2 separate regions of the Homo sapiens genome follow, and region 2 is linked to region 1. A link is a contact called in ENCODE Hi-C or POLR2A ChIA-PET data. All regions are on one chromosome and are shown on one strand. The core of a region is the stretch at or near the end of the contact, and the rest is flanking DNA. Distances in the headings are between cores, read along the strand shown. Region 1 overlaps JAK1 (Janus kinase 1). Region 2 has its middle 18 kb from the start of MIR3671.

Region 1 (6,318 bases), core at 3,244-5,743:
TCTGCTTGTGCAACTTTGTGATTTGCAGCCAGTTACTTAATCTCTCTTTACTGTTGTTGACTGAAGTCATGCTATAGCTGGTATTTCATATTACAAGGACAGAGTTCAAGAATTATCTTCTTGGTTGGAAATGGAAAGGAGGTATATCTGGAGTCAAGTCCAAATGGGTAAGCCATCTCACTCTAGAAACTCACTGTACAAAGGGACTAAGAAGGGAATAGAGAAGCTGCCTTGTTTATAAAAGGTTGATCCACTCCCAATAGTATAATCACAACAATTTCTAAGAGGTTTTATTTCAACCACTTATTTTCTTATCCCTAGGTTACACATCAGTTTGGTGAGAAGAGCTCAGTTTTTGGTTTTAGATGAGCTGAGTGCTTGTCTCAGTTCAGCCACTTGCTAGCTGCATAGCCTTATGCAAGGCACTTAAATTCTCTGAATCTCTGTTTCTTTATCTGTAAAATGATTTCCAGTGACCTACTATATACTCTAGTAGGTCACTGGAAATCAGTTAAGTTAATAGATGTGAAAGTGCTTTGTACACTTCAAAGGGCTGTCTAAATGTCTGTATGAGCCTGAAGGATAGTTGTTATGCTTTCAGTTATCAGTAGTCTAGGTGGCTGTGCAGAAAGGGAGAGGCGAGGGAGTCATATTTTTGACAACTAACTTGGGGTCCTATGATCGAAAGCCCAGAAATCCTCACTTAGATTTTTTCCCTAATGCAGCAGTCTTGTGCTGGATTTTGGAGTGTGGTAGAAACATATGCTACACTTATTAAAGGGGTTTGGCACTCTGTAATGTGGGATTACTGGCATAGAAGATGAAATGATAAAGGAACATCTCATCATATTCAGATGTGTGAGTCATGCACGCTTATGAGTTACTCTGAAAAATGGAATTATAATAGAAATGGGCATGAGTTCAACTTACATTATTTTCCTTGGCTTTAGCAGTTTTCAGGTTAAAAGTCACTGGATACATTTAACTGTCTTAAAGCATAGCATTTATAAAAAGCTTTTAGAACTTAGACTGTACAAAAGCACCTGAATTGGAAACTGTGTCTCTTATTTTTTCTATCAGTAGGATATTAGGGACAGTTTTGCACTGGACCTGTTCCTGTGTACTGCCTTGATACTTAACTCAGTCAGTGAATCAGTAAGCAGGAATATATGGACTCCTATAACCCTATTGGCCTTCAGGGAGCTTCATGGTCATTTATTCTGCCTGCCTGTTTTACAGTGGGGAAAACTGAGGGCCAGAAGGGTTCCTTGAATTATCCAAGGCCCAAGGTTAGGTTCTGGCAGAGGCAGGGTTAGAACTCATTCAGTCCACACCATGCTGTCTCCAGTGTATATGTGCTGGATGAGAAATTTTCCACTGCCAGCATTAATTTAATTTAATTTAATTTTAGTTTGGTCTAGTGTAGTCTAGTCTTGGATTAGTTTAAGACAGAGTCTTGCTGTGTCGCCCAGGCAGGAGTGCAGTGGCATGATCTCGACTCTTTCCAATCTCTGCTTCCTAGGCTTAAGCAATTCTCGTGTAGTTCTCAGCCTCCCAAGTAGCTGGGACTACAGGTATGTGCCACCACACCCAGCTAATTTTTATGTTTTATGTAGAGATGAGGTCTCGCCATGTTGCCCAGGCTGGTCTTGAATTCCTGGGCTCAAGTGATCCACCTGCCTTGGCCTCCCAAAGTGCTAGGATGACACATGTGCCACCACACTTGTCCTGTTTATTCCATTTAAATTACAGTTCATTTTGTGTAAGCCACTTTTCCCTGTTTCCGTCAATTTCAGATTTGGAAATACTTTTCAAGGATTATCCTTAATACTACATCTCCTCTTTATGCTTAAAAATTTTGTTTGATTCTTTAACCAGAAATGATCATAGTGATTTTTAACTTTCAATAGGGAGCTACTTTTTCATTAATTACTTGGGTCATATTTGTCACTTGATTCTTAGCACTTTTTTCTTTTGATGTCGTTTATTATTTATTGAGAAACATTTGAGTTCTTACTCTGTGCCAGGCCCTGTGCTTAGCAGGTGCTGGAGGTGAGAAGGCACTAAGTGATGGAAGGACCTCATCCAAGAACCCGACTCTGTCCTGAGAGGATCTAGGGTGTCCGTCAGGCCCCACCCCATTTGACTTAGGACCATTATTGTTTTTATAGTAGCTACTTGAAAGACTCATTAGGAAAAGTCATGCTTTTGTTCATTTCTGTTTTCAACCTAGCTAAGGAGACATATATTACAAGTAAATAATGGCACAAATTGGCAAATGATGAAAGTCCAGGGGATTATTGCCTAGGTAGAATTTTAGAAAGATGATGTGGAGAAATAGGAACACTTTTACACTGTTGGTGAGACTAAACTAGTTCAACCATTGTGGAAGACAGTGTGGCGATTCCTCAGGGATCTAGAACTAGAAATATCATTTGACCCAGCCATCCCATTACTGGGTATATACCCAAAGGAATATAAATCATGCTGCTATAAAGACACATGCACACGTATGTTTATAGCGGCACTATTCACAATAGCAAAGACTTGGAACCAACCCAAATGTCCATCAATGATAGACTGGATTAAGAAACTGTGGCACATATACACCATGGAATACTATGCAACCATAAAAAACGATGAGTTCATGTCCTTTGTAGGGACATGGATGAAGCTGGAAACCGTCACTCTCAGCAAACTGTCGCAAGGACAAAAAACCAAACACCGCATGTTCTGACTCATAGGTGGGAATTGAACAATGAGAACACTTGGACACAGGAAGAGCAACATCACACACCAGGGCCTGTTGTGGGGTGGGGGAAGTGGGGAGGGATAGCGTTAGGAGATATACTTAATGTAAATGACAAGTTAACAGGTGCAGCACACCAACATGGCACATATATACCTATGTAACAAACCTGCACGTTGTGCACATGTACCCTAGAACTTAAAGTATAATAATAAAAAAAAAGGTAAAAGGAGCCAGGTGAAATTAATATCCTATTTCAACATGTAATCAATATGAGAATTGTTTATGAGATACTTATAAATTTTTCTTCTTCGAAAAAAAAGTTGCTGCCATTCAAGATGGTCTTTAAAGAAGCGTAGTATTTGATTACTGGAGAGGATAAGGTAATTGATTTTTTTTCAAGTTTCAGTTATTTGTTAATGTAATCTCCAACACATTATATCAACATGATTTCATGTATCTAAAGGAGAAATATTTCCTAGTTAAGTGGAAAATAGTGCAGCTAGCTTCTGGAAGATCTTCATTCTAAGCAGCTTTATAGTGAAACATTTCATTTAGAAATCTGGACCATCTTTCTTCAGTTTACTGTAATCCACATTCACTGAGTAGAACTTGTATTGCTCATTGGAACCCAGTTTATTCCAGGGCCCTGGGTCATTCTTTCTGGCCCAACTAACATCTGGATTGAAATGCCAGATGCAAGACATACAGTGCTGCTCTGGTACCTCTAGCTCCATTAAATACAAAGAGGGGGATCAAACTCAGTTCCTTGGCCTGACCAAGGACCTGGTGGAGCATGTTTTCAGCAAGGGCATCTGATTTAAAAGGAGAGAACTAGCTTAGCTGCCAGGCCCTTGACTAAGTAGTATCTCAGAATAAAGTAATTGAAAATTAATGAGTATCTACTTAGGGTCTCTAAATATATTTAATTTTCTATGGAGGGAACTTTTTAAATTGAAAAATGTATCAACATAGAGAAGACTATGTAAACAGTATGTGTATAGTTAGAGAAAAATACCTATGTATCCACCATTCAGGTTAAGAAAGAGAACATTACTGGTATCTTAGAAATCACCTGGTAGTCCCCTCCACTGCACTTCCCTCAGAGGTAACAGTCACCCCCACTTTGGTATTAATCATGCCCTTTCTACCAGTGTATATGTCCCCAGAGCAAGCATAAACCTAGGTGTATAAGGAAAGGGCAGTGATGCCATCTCTAGATGAAGGCTCCCAGGAGAAGAGCTTCATGGTCTCTGGTTGAATTCATTACCCCTGTGTCTGAACAGAAACTCTGGGTCAAGTCTGGATCCAGAGTTGAGAGGTTGCAGGGACCCTTTTGGGAAAGTCAGTGGAAAAGATCATGAATGAGTTGTGGGAAACAGGGCTTCTCATAGTTGGAGGTACCTAGAAGACTGCAGTGGGCCCAGCTGTTGGGAGCCTGGGAGGAGTGGAGTCAAGAGGAATGTGCTGCTCCACCCTGGCTTATGTCCAGCTCTCAGGAATAGGCCAAATGGAATACTTCTGCGGGGTGAAATAGTCTTCTGCTGATTCAGGCAGCAGGACACAGCAGGGGAACAGGAATTTCATCAGTGCATGATTAAGAAAAACCAAATTCCATTAGGAATTTGGTCCAGGCTCACCCAGGCATTCTACCCTCAATGCAGTCTACGGGGATCTTGGCAGTGACTGCCCTCAACATAAGTATCCCTCAAGTTGCCCTGCTCACATGGGGATTGGTCATCCTCTGAGGCTGGCCACAGCTTTTGTGTTGAGACCGCTCTGTTCTGTGCTCCTGGGAGTTCCCTTCACTTCCTCTTTGTTTAATCTTTATTTCCTGTGTTGGAGCCTGTCTCCTGTTATTTTCAGAAGGATGCATAGCAGTTTGTTTTTTGAGATCTTTGATGTCTAACTGTATCTTGATTCTTCCTTCATACTTCGTTGATAATTTGGCTGGTTATAGACTTCTGGGTTGGAAGTTGTTTCCCTTCAGAATTTTGCAGGCATTGGGTGCCTGTCTCTTTCCTTGGTGCAGCTGTTAAAAAGCCTGAGAATATTCTCAATTTTTGATCTTTTGAATGTAGCCTGTTTTATTCTCTTTTGGAAGCTTTATAGACCCTTGTTTCCAATGTTATGAAATTTCCCAGGAATGCCCCAAACAGGTCTTTTTCTCCATTGTTTTGATGGGCCTTTCCAACCTGGCAACTGGTAGCCTTTGGTTCTGGGAAATCTTTCTCAAATGGTTTTGCTGATGATTTTCTCCCCTCCACTTTCTTTGTCTTTTCTTTAGGAATTCAGACATGTGACTGTCTGGATTGCCCCCTTTAATTTTCTTATCTCTTTTCTCCTATTTTCAAACTGTTCTTTTCTAACCTATTTCCTAAACTTTTTTTTTTTTTTTTGAGAAAGGGTCTCACTCTGTCACCCAGGCTGGATGGAGTTCAGCGGCAGAATCTCGGCTCACTGCAACCTCTGCCTCCCGGTTCAAGCGATTCTCCCACCTCAGCCTCCTCAGTAGCTGGGACTACAGATGCATGCCACCACACCTGGCTAATTTTTGTATTTTTAGCAGAGACAGGGTTTCACTATGTTGGTCAGGGTGATCTTGAACTCCAGACCTCAAGAGATCCCCCTGCCTCAGCCTCCCAAAATGCTGGGATTATAGTCATGAGCCACTGCGCCTGGCCTTTTCCTAAACATTATCTTCCAACCTTTTTAGCTTTTGAAAATTAAGATATTATTTACCTACAGCAAAGCTTATCAATGCTAAGTGTTCCTTTGGCTGTTTTGACAATCATATAGGCTTGTGCAGTTACCACCCTAAACAAAATATAGAACATTTCTATCAACCTAGAAGTTCCGTAGGGCCCTTTCCCAGCTGTGTTTTCATTTCTGTTATTATCTTTTTAATATTCGAGAGCTCCTTTTTTCTCTGAAATGTTACTTTAAAAAAGAAACATTTTATTCTTGATTCACAAATAAAAGGTATTCTTTTATCTTTCTGAAGACATTAATTTTTAAAGTTTTCTCTCTGTGTAATGTTTTCTCTGAGTTGCTTTTTTCTATCTCCATGTCTGCATTAGAGGCTTTCCTCAGACATATGTTTACCTTGGCTGTTTGTTTATGATTAAACTTGGAGGAAGGCTGAGCATGTGCCTCGGGCTTGTGAACTTTGAACGTCACTAAGAGTGAGCCATTCATTGGGGAACTCCCAGCCTCTGTGTCTTTAGGTCAGTCCTGGTGAGATGGTCACATTCCTCAGAAGACAGTATTCCAGTCTCTCACCTGGAGGGCTAGGGACTGGCTGCCAGCATTTCTGGAGCTGCAGGGAAGAGGGTGAAGGCTGTAGCATCCTGGCCCCCAGCACTCAGCATGTGTGCAGATGCCGTCTTTCTGCGTGCCCAGAGGTTCCCATGCTTCACCTGACATCTCTAGTTACAGGACCCTTTGTCTTATCCTTTCCAGAAACTAAACCTCTAGATATGTGTTTCCTTATAATAAAATAGTCACTAGCCACATGGTAGCCACTTAAATTTAAATTAACATTTAATAAAATTAAGAAATCGGTTTCT
Region 2 (7,166 bases), core at 262-2,761, 120 kb before region 1:
TGAGTGAAAAACATTAGATTCCATGATCTACTTTTTCTGAGACCACCTGTCATTCATATTGTCCTGCAGAAAGGATCTGATTGGGTTGGTTTGTCATTTCCAACATAGAGAACCTGTAATGGGCCCACACCAAACTCCTTGAAAGGTGTTTTCCTCTCTGTGGTTCTCTTGCAGAAGCACTAGGAGAATCTTTACACTTCTCTCTCTGGCCATCAGTCAGAACAAACTGAAGCCGGAGCTTGCCTTGGAGGTGATGCCCATGCGATAGAGGTGTTCTGGCTGAGGCTGATGACCACCTAGCAGATAGGGACTAAAAGCAGAAAAGCAGAGAGTTGAACTCATCCTCAGTTTAGTTCTCTGTAGACCAAGAACAGAAGTTATTTTATCAAACATAGTAAAAAATGAAAAGTCCCCGTTGAGTCAGTGCTCTCAGAAGAGGACTCTGGATTTGACAGGTACCTAGTACTTACTGGACCCGCATCAAAGACAGCTATTCCATAAGGTTGTTATAAGGAGAAAATTCAGTGGCCAGGACAACCTTCGGCCAACTCTAAAGCCCTATATGAAACACCAGTTATTTCACCAAGTCACCTGATGTAACATGAATTCAGTCTTCTCTATGCTTTTTGTGTATGAGCAACTGTAAAAAGAAATTTCTGGGGTGTGTTTGTGTGTGTGTGTGTGTGTGTGTGTGTGTGTTAAATAAGAGTGCCTGGTTTTTCATAACTAAGACTAAGAAAATGAAAAGTATATACAGTTGTCCTTCAGTATCTGAGGGAGATTGGTTCAGGATTCCCTCAGGTAGCAAAATCTATGGAAGCTGAAGTTCCTGATAATAAACGGGATAATATTTGCATTTACCCCATGCACATCCTCTCGTATACTTTCAATCATCTCTAGACTGCCTCTAATACCTAATACAATGTAAATGCTATGTAAATAGTTGTTATACTGTACTGCTTTAAAATTCGTTATTTTTTATTCTTATAGTGTTTTCTGTTTTGAGGGTTTTTTTGTTTTGTTTTTCTTTTCCAGATTTTTTTGTTTTGTTTTGTTTTGTTTTGAGACAGAGTTTTGCTCTTCTTGCCCAGGCTGGAGTGCAGTGGTGAGATCTCTGCTCACTGCAACCTCCGCCTCCTGGATTCAAGTGATTCTCCTGCCTCAGCCTCCCAAGTAGTAGCTGCGATTATAGGCATCTGCCAACATGCCTGGCTAATTTTTTGTATTTTTGCTAGAGACGGGGTTTTACCATGTTGGCCAGGCTGGTCTAGAACTCCTGAACTCAGGTGATCCACCCACCTTGGCCTCCCAAAGTGCTGGGATTACAGGCGTGAGCCACCGTGCCCAGCCCAGATATTTTTGATCCATGGCTGGTTGAATCTTCAGATGGGAGGACCAACTGTATGTATATATAGTATAAGTATTTGCTTGTGTTTCTGAAAGGAGACAGTAGAGTTCAGTACAGAGCTGGAAACTAGCGCCCCATGGTTCCTGTGAAATGTCTGTGTACAGGAACATACAGAATCAGATGATCGCTTCTGTGTTTGCTATGATAAGGGTTACACAGAGGCCATCAGGTAGGAGACGACACAGAGAGCACAGGTTGGAGCACAGGTGGGTCGCTAGGCATATCCAGGGTCCTGGGCTGATACAGTATCTAAAACAGAAAACATCCAGTGCTTACGGGGTACTGGCTCTTTCCTCAGACTCCACATTTGAGATGCAGAGGAACTAAAACTCCATCTTTGTGTATGTAGCAAGTTTTCCCCTTTCAGCTTTGAAAATGAAAGTTTGTTTTAGGTCAGGTTCAGCCTGGGGAAATGAGAAAATCACCCACTGGGATGAGCCCTTCCCCCTTCAACACTGTAAATAGCTTTTTCCACTTGGCGCGGTCTCCTCGCCACGGTAATAAGGAGCTCTTGCTGGCTGCTCCGACCCGTGCGACAGCCAGGCCTTCAGGAGGTCTGGTGTCCCTGCACTTTGTGGTCTCTGAGCAGTCCAGCTCTGCCTGCCATCAGTTTGGGCACTTGACATTTCAGGAAATCCTGAGCCCAGATTGCAGGCCCTCTTTTTCCGTGATGATACCCACTACATTGAAATGATGGATCTGTGATAGCAACAGGAGCGATGATATACATCTTTGTATATCCCTGCCCTCCCCAGACCCCAAGTCCTATATAAAAACTTCACTTCCTGGGCTTCCTTTACCCCACCCCAATATTTGCCATGTTTTCTTGTGTTTCATGATTTTTCTGTCAGCTCCTCTGAAATGTGAGGTCCTTCAAAGCAGGACTATGTTTTTTTTCGTGGTATCCCTTGCCCCTCGCAAAATGCCTAGGACATAATAGGTGTTCTATAAATGTTTGTTGAATGAATACAGAAAAACCAGAGCGCCACTATGGGTAGGTGAGTGGGATGGGGAAGGCCCTGAAATCCAGAGCACAGGGGGACCTGGGCATGTGTGTGTATGTGAGGGCTGAGTAGGGAGATTGTTGTGGACAGAATAATGGTCCGTAGAATAAAGGTCCACATTCTGATCCCTGGAACCTGAGAACACGTTATGTTAAATGCCAGAGGGAATTCTGGTTGCAGATGGAATGAAGGTTGCTCATCCCGATTGTAAGGTCGAGAGATTACTATGGATTACCCAGGTGGGTCAGGGTAATCACAGGGTTCTTACAAGTGGGAAGCAGGAGAGTCGGAGAAGATGTGATGACAGAAGCACAGGCTGGAGTGAAGTGGCCTCGAGCCACAGAAGGCAGGTGGCCTCTAGACGATAGAAAGGTCAAGGAACAGATTCTTTCCAGAGCCTCCAGAAGGAAAGCATCTGTGCTAGCACCTTGATGTTAGCCCTTTGAGGCCCAATTTCAGACTTCTTTTTTTTTTTTTTGGAGACAGGGTCTTGCTCTAGTTGCCCAGGCTGGAGTGTGGTGGGGCAATCTTGGCTCACTACAACCTCCACCTCCTAATTTCAAGGGATTCTCCTGCCTCAGCCTCCCGAGTAGCTGGGATTATAGGTGCCCACCACCATGTCTGGCTAATTTTTATATTTTTTGTAGAGACAGGGTTTTGCCATGTTGGCCAGGCTGGTCTTGAACTCCTGACCTCAGGTGATCCACCCGCTGCAGCCTCCCAAAGTGCTGGGATTACAGGTGTAAGCCACTGTGCCTCTTCGCATTTCAGACTTTTGACCTTAAAAACAACTTGTGTTGTTTTTAAGACACTAAGTTTGTGGTAGTTTCTTACAGCAGCTATTGGAAACTAATACAGAGGCTAAGCCTAGGGGAATGGGGGGAATCCTCAGGAAGGAACCAAATAGAACACATAACCCTGGAAAAGGCAATGGCTGTGTCGGAGAAGCTCAGTCAGCATCCAAAAATACCTTTCCTGCTGAATCACCCTAGATCAAAAGTCATTGACAGTAAGATCACCACTGGTACGCAGCTCAATGTGTGTTGCCTTTAGTGTCCCCAAATAGTGTGAATACCTCTAATAATTTGAGAGAAGCCATAGTAGAATATAGTGTAAAAGAGTCAGTCAAACCTGGGTTTGAGTTTCTTTCTGCCACCTATTGACTGTAGTAGCTTACAAATGATGTAACCTCTCGAAGCCACAGTTTACTTATCTGTAAACTGAAGATAAATCTGTTTCTTAACTAGAAAGATGGTGGTGAGGACTAAATAACACATATAATGTATTTAACATAATGCCTGCCATATAGGAAACATTGGATAAGCATTATCTATTACTAAAAACATACATACTAGGAACTTTTATAACAAGGTTGTTTGAGTTATCTCTATACTCCACACTGACTCAATCATATCTAGAGTCTGTAGTGAGTTGTGGGAACAAAGAGAGCAACTGGCATGGTCAAAAGGATGTCTAGGTTGGCAGTGGTGGCACACCTGGCCCCCTTGCATTTTCATAGGACTTTTACTGTTCAAAACACTTTCCCATCTATTATCTCAAACTATCAGATGAGGTTAATATGTATGTGTGTGTGTACTGGCTGGGTGTGGCGGCTCAAGCCTGTAATCCCAGCATTTTGGGAGGCTGAGGCAGGAGGATTGCTTGAGGCCAGGAGTTTGAGACCAACCTAGGCAGCATAGCGAGATCCTGTCTCTACACAAACACACACAAACACACACACACACACACACACACAAGACTGGGTGCGGTGGCTCACGCCTGTAATCCCAGCACTTTGGGAGGCCAAGGTGGGCAGATCACTTGAGGCCAGGAGTTTGAGATCAGCGTGGCCAACATGGCAAAACCCGTCTCTACTAAAAGTACAAAAATTAGCTGGGTGTGGTGGTGGGCACCTGTAATCCCAGCTACTCAGGAGGCTGAGGCATGAGAATTGCTTGAACCTGGGAGGCGGAGGTTGCAGTGAGCCAAGATCATGCCAATGCACTCCAGCCTGGGTGACAGAGTGAGACCTTGTCTCAAAACAAACAAACAAAGATGTCTAAAGGAATGGGGAGGTTTGACATAAAAGTTATGTGAAATATTTTCATGACTGGCTACATAATTTGTGGGGCCCAGTGCAAACTGAAAAAGTGGGTCCCCTTCTTCAAAAAAGTATTAAGAATTTCAAAATGGAATGGCTGGGCATGGTGGCTCACGCCTGTAATTCTAGCACTTTGGGAGGCCGAGGCGGGCAGATCACCTGAGGTCGGGAGTTCCAGACCAGCCTGACCAACATGGGGAAGCCCCGTCTCTACTAAAAATGCAAAAATTAGCTGGGCGTGGTGGCACATGCCTGTAATCCCAGCTACTCAGCAAGCTGAGGCAGGAGAATTGCTTGACCCCGGGAGGCAGAGGTTGCAGTGAGCTGAGATCGCGCCATTGTACTCCAGCCTGGGCAACAAGAGCAAAACTCTGTCTCAAAAAAAAAAAAAAAAAGAAAAGAAAAAAGAAAAAGAATTTCAAAATGGCAACATAAGAGCATTAAACCAAGCTTGGGGCCCTTCTGGACACAGTGCCCTGTTGCACAGGTTGTGCACCCGGATGGCCCCAAACATTCCCACGTAAGAAGGGATAGACTTGACCTCAACAGGGAAAACTAGAGCTAAGGGGAAGAAACTACAGACATAATGTGAGGCAGAACTTTGTAACAAGCCAATCATAGGAGCAACTTGGGCACTTAGGTCCCCAAAGTTGTTCAAGCAGAGGGTGGGCAGCCACTTTATAGAGACTTTATTGATTTATTTGTTTTATTTATTATTTTCTTCTTCAGAAACAAGGTCTCACTCTGTTGCCCAGGCTGGAGTACAATGGTGTCATCACAGCTCACTGCAGCCTTGACCTCCTGGCAAGAGGAGCGATCCTCTTGCCTCAGCCTCCCGAGTAGCTAAGACTATAGGCACATGCCACCACTCCTGGCTAAATTTTTAAATTCTTTCTAGAGATGGGGTCTTTCTATGTTGTGCAGGCTGGTCTCCAGCTCCTGGGCTCAAGCGATCTTCCTACCTGGGTACAGTTACTTTATATTAGAGAGCAGAGAGCTCATTATCACTAGAAATGTACAGTCTGAAGAAATGAAAATCTATACTTATTGACTTCTAAAATTATTTTAAGTTCTGAAACTTGAAAATTCTATCAAATATTTTAATAAAGGGGATTTTTAAGAGCTCTCAAATTTTTCTCAAGAACTTAATACAAGCTGGGCACGGTGGTGCACACCTGTAGTCCCAGCTACTTGGGAGGCTGAGGCAGGAGGAGTTGAGCCAGGAGTTTGAGGCCAGCCTGGGCAAAATAATGAGACCCCCCCCATCTCTAAAAACAAACAAACAAAAAAACTTCATATGATTTTGAACAATATAGAAAACACACACACACCCCTTTTTCCTACCATCACAGCTTTTGATATATTTGCATAGCTTTTTTCTCAATTGTTTTTCTTTTTCTTTTTGAGATGAGGTCTTGCTTGCTCTGTCACCCAGGCTGGAGTGCAGTGGCATAATTACAGATCACTGCAACCTCGAACTCCTGGGCTTAAGTGATCCTCCCACCTCAGCCTCCTGAATAGCTGGGACTATAGGTATGTGCTACCACGCCCTGCTAATTATTAAATTTTTTGTAGAGGTGGGGTCTTGCAATGTTAACCAGGCTGTCTTGAACTGCTGGTCTCAAGTGATCCACCTGACTCAGCCTCTCAAAATGTTGGGATTATAGGCATGAGCCACCACACCCAGCTTTTCTCAATCCTTATAAGCATGTATTTATTTTTTAAGACTACTGTAATTACTCTAGTTATGCACAGTTTTTATGTCCATGTACTGTAATGATTACATAATAGTCCATTGAATGGACATAGTACAATTTATTATTCCCTAGTTATTGGGCAACTCAGTTCTTTCCAAAGTTTCATTATTATAAAGAGCAATGCTCCAGATATTTTTGCATACACAGCTCTTCTTTACTCTTGAAATACTTTGTAGAATAATTAGAACTCACTTGGTTGCAAATTGCAAAGCTCATTGGAGTAGCCTAAGTGAAAGCAGTTATGTTAATAAGCACATAGGGCAGTCACGAAGATACAATGTGCAAGACACATAGAAATTGGAAAGTTGTCAGACAATCCCCCTCACCCTTCTCTGGTCTCTTATTTCCTTCAGACTTTTGCTGCCCATACCTTGTTCCCTGCTCCCTTATAACTTTGGCCTGCACGGGGACTTTCACTGTGTTGCCCAGGCTGGAGTGCAGTGGCTTTATCATAGTTCACTGCAGCCTCAAACTCCTGGGCTCAAGTGACTCTCCCACCTTAGCCTCTCAAGCAGCTAGGACTACAGATGTGTACCGCTATTCCTGGGTAAGTTTTAAACTTTTTTTGTAGGGATGGGGTTTCACTATTTTGCCCAGGCTGGTCTCAAACTCCTGGACTCAAGCAATCTTCCCACCTTAGTCAAGGTACACTACTTTCACGTGTACAATTCAGTGACATTAAATACATACATGTTGTTGTGCGACCATCACACTATCCATCCCAATAACTTTTTCATCATCCCAAACTGTCACTCTTTTCTTTTCTTTTTTTTGAGAGAGAGTCTCTGTCACCCAGGCTGGAGTACAGTGGCACAATCTCGGCTCACTGCAACTTCTACCTCCCGGGTTCAAGTGATTCTTCTGCCTCAGCCTCCTGAGTAGCTGGGACTACAGGC

What was found. Hi-C counts contacts between places; a loop is a spot of excess contacts on that map. ChIA-PET counts read pairs that join two places held with the same protein, here RNA polymerase II (POLR2A). Pooled maps may share reads with other maps.
Region 2: a loop to region 1 is called in a pooled map, with 2.1 times the contacts of the local background. The contact joins two enhancer-like sites. A Hi-C loop is called at or near these places in 5 of 50 pooled maps. POLR2A ChIA-PET finds 5 or more read pairs at or near these places in 3 of 52 experiments (activated B cell, activated naive CD4-positive, alpha-beta T cell and activated naive CD8-positive, alpha-beta T cell).

The regions. Positions count from the first base shown.
Region 1 is chr1:64,915,671-64,921,988 of GRCh38, reverse strand. All of the region lies in intron 1 of JAK1 (Janus kinase 1), which reads left to right. It also overlaps the pseudogene LOC100130270. Among named protein-coding and RNA genes, the nearest start is that of JAK1, 48 kb to the left of the region's middle. RefSeq lists an enhancer at 5,789-6,083. Within about 2 kb of position 4,493, at least 26 of the 41 ENCODE cell types and tissues checked have a DNase peak (open chromatin) inside an H3K27ac peak, as active enhancers do.
Region 2 is chr1:65,035,941-65,043,106 of GRCh38, reverse strand. It overlaps a transcript of JAK1 not described here. Among named protein-coding and RNA genes, the nearest start is that of MIR3671, 18 kb to the left of the region's middle. Within about 2 kb of position 1,511, at least 9 of the 41 ENCODE cell types and tissues checked have a DNase peak (open chromatin) inside an H3K27ac peak, as active enhancers do.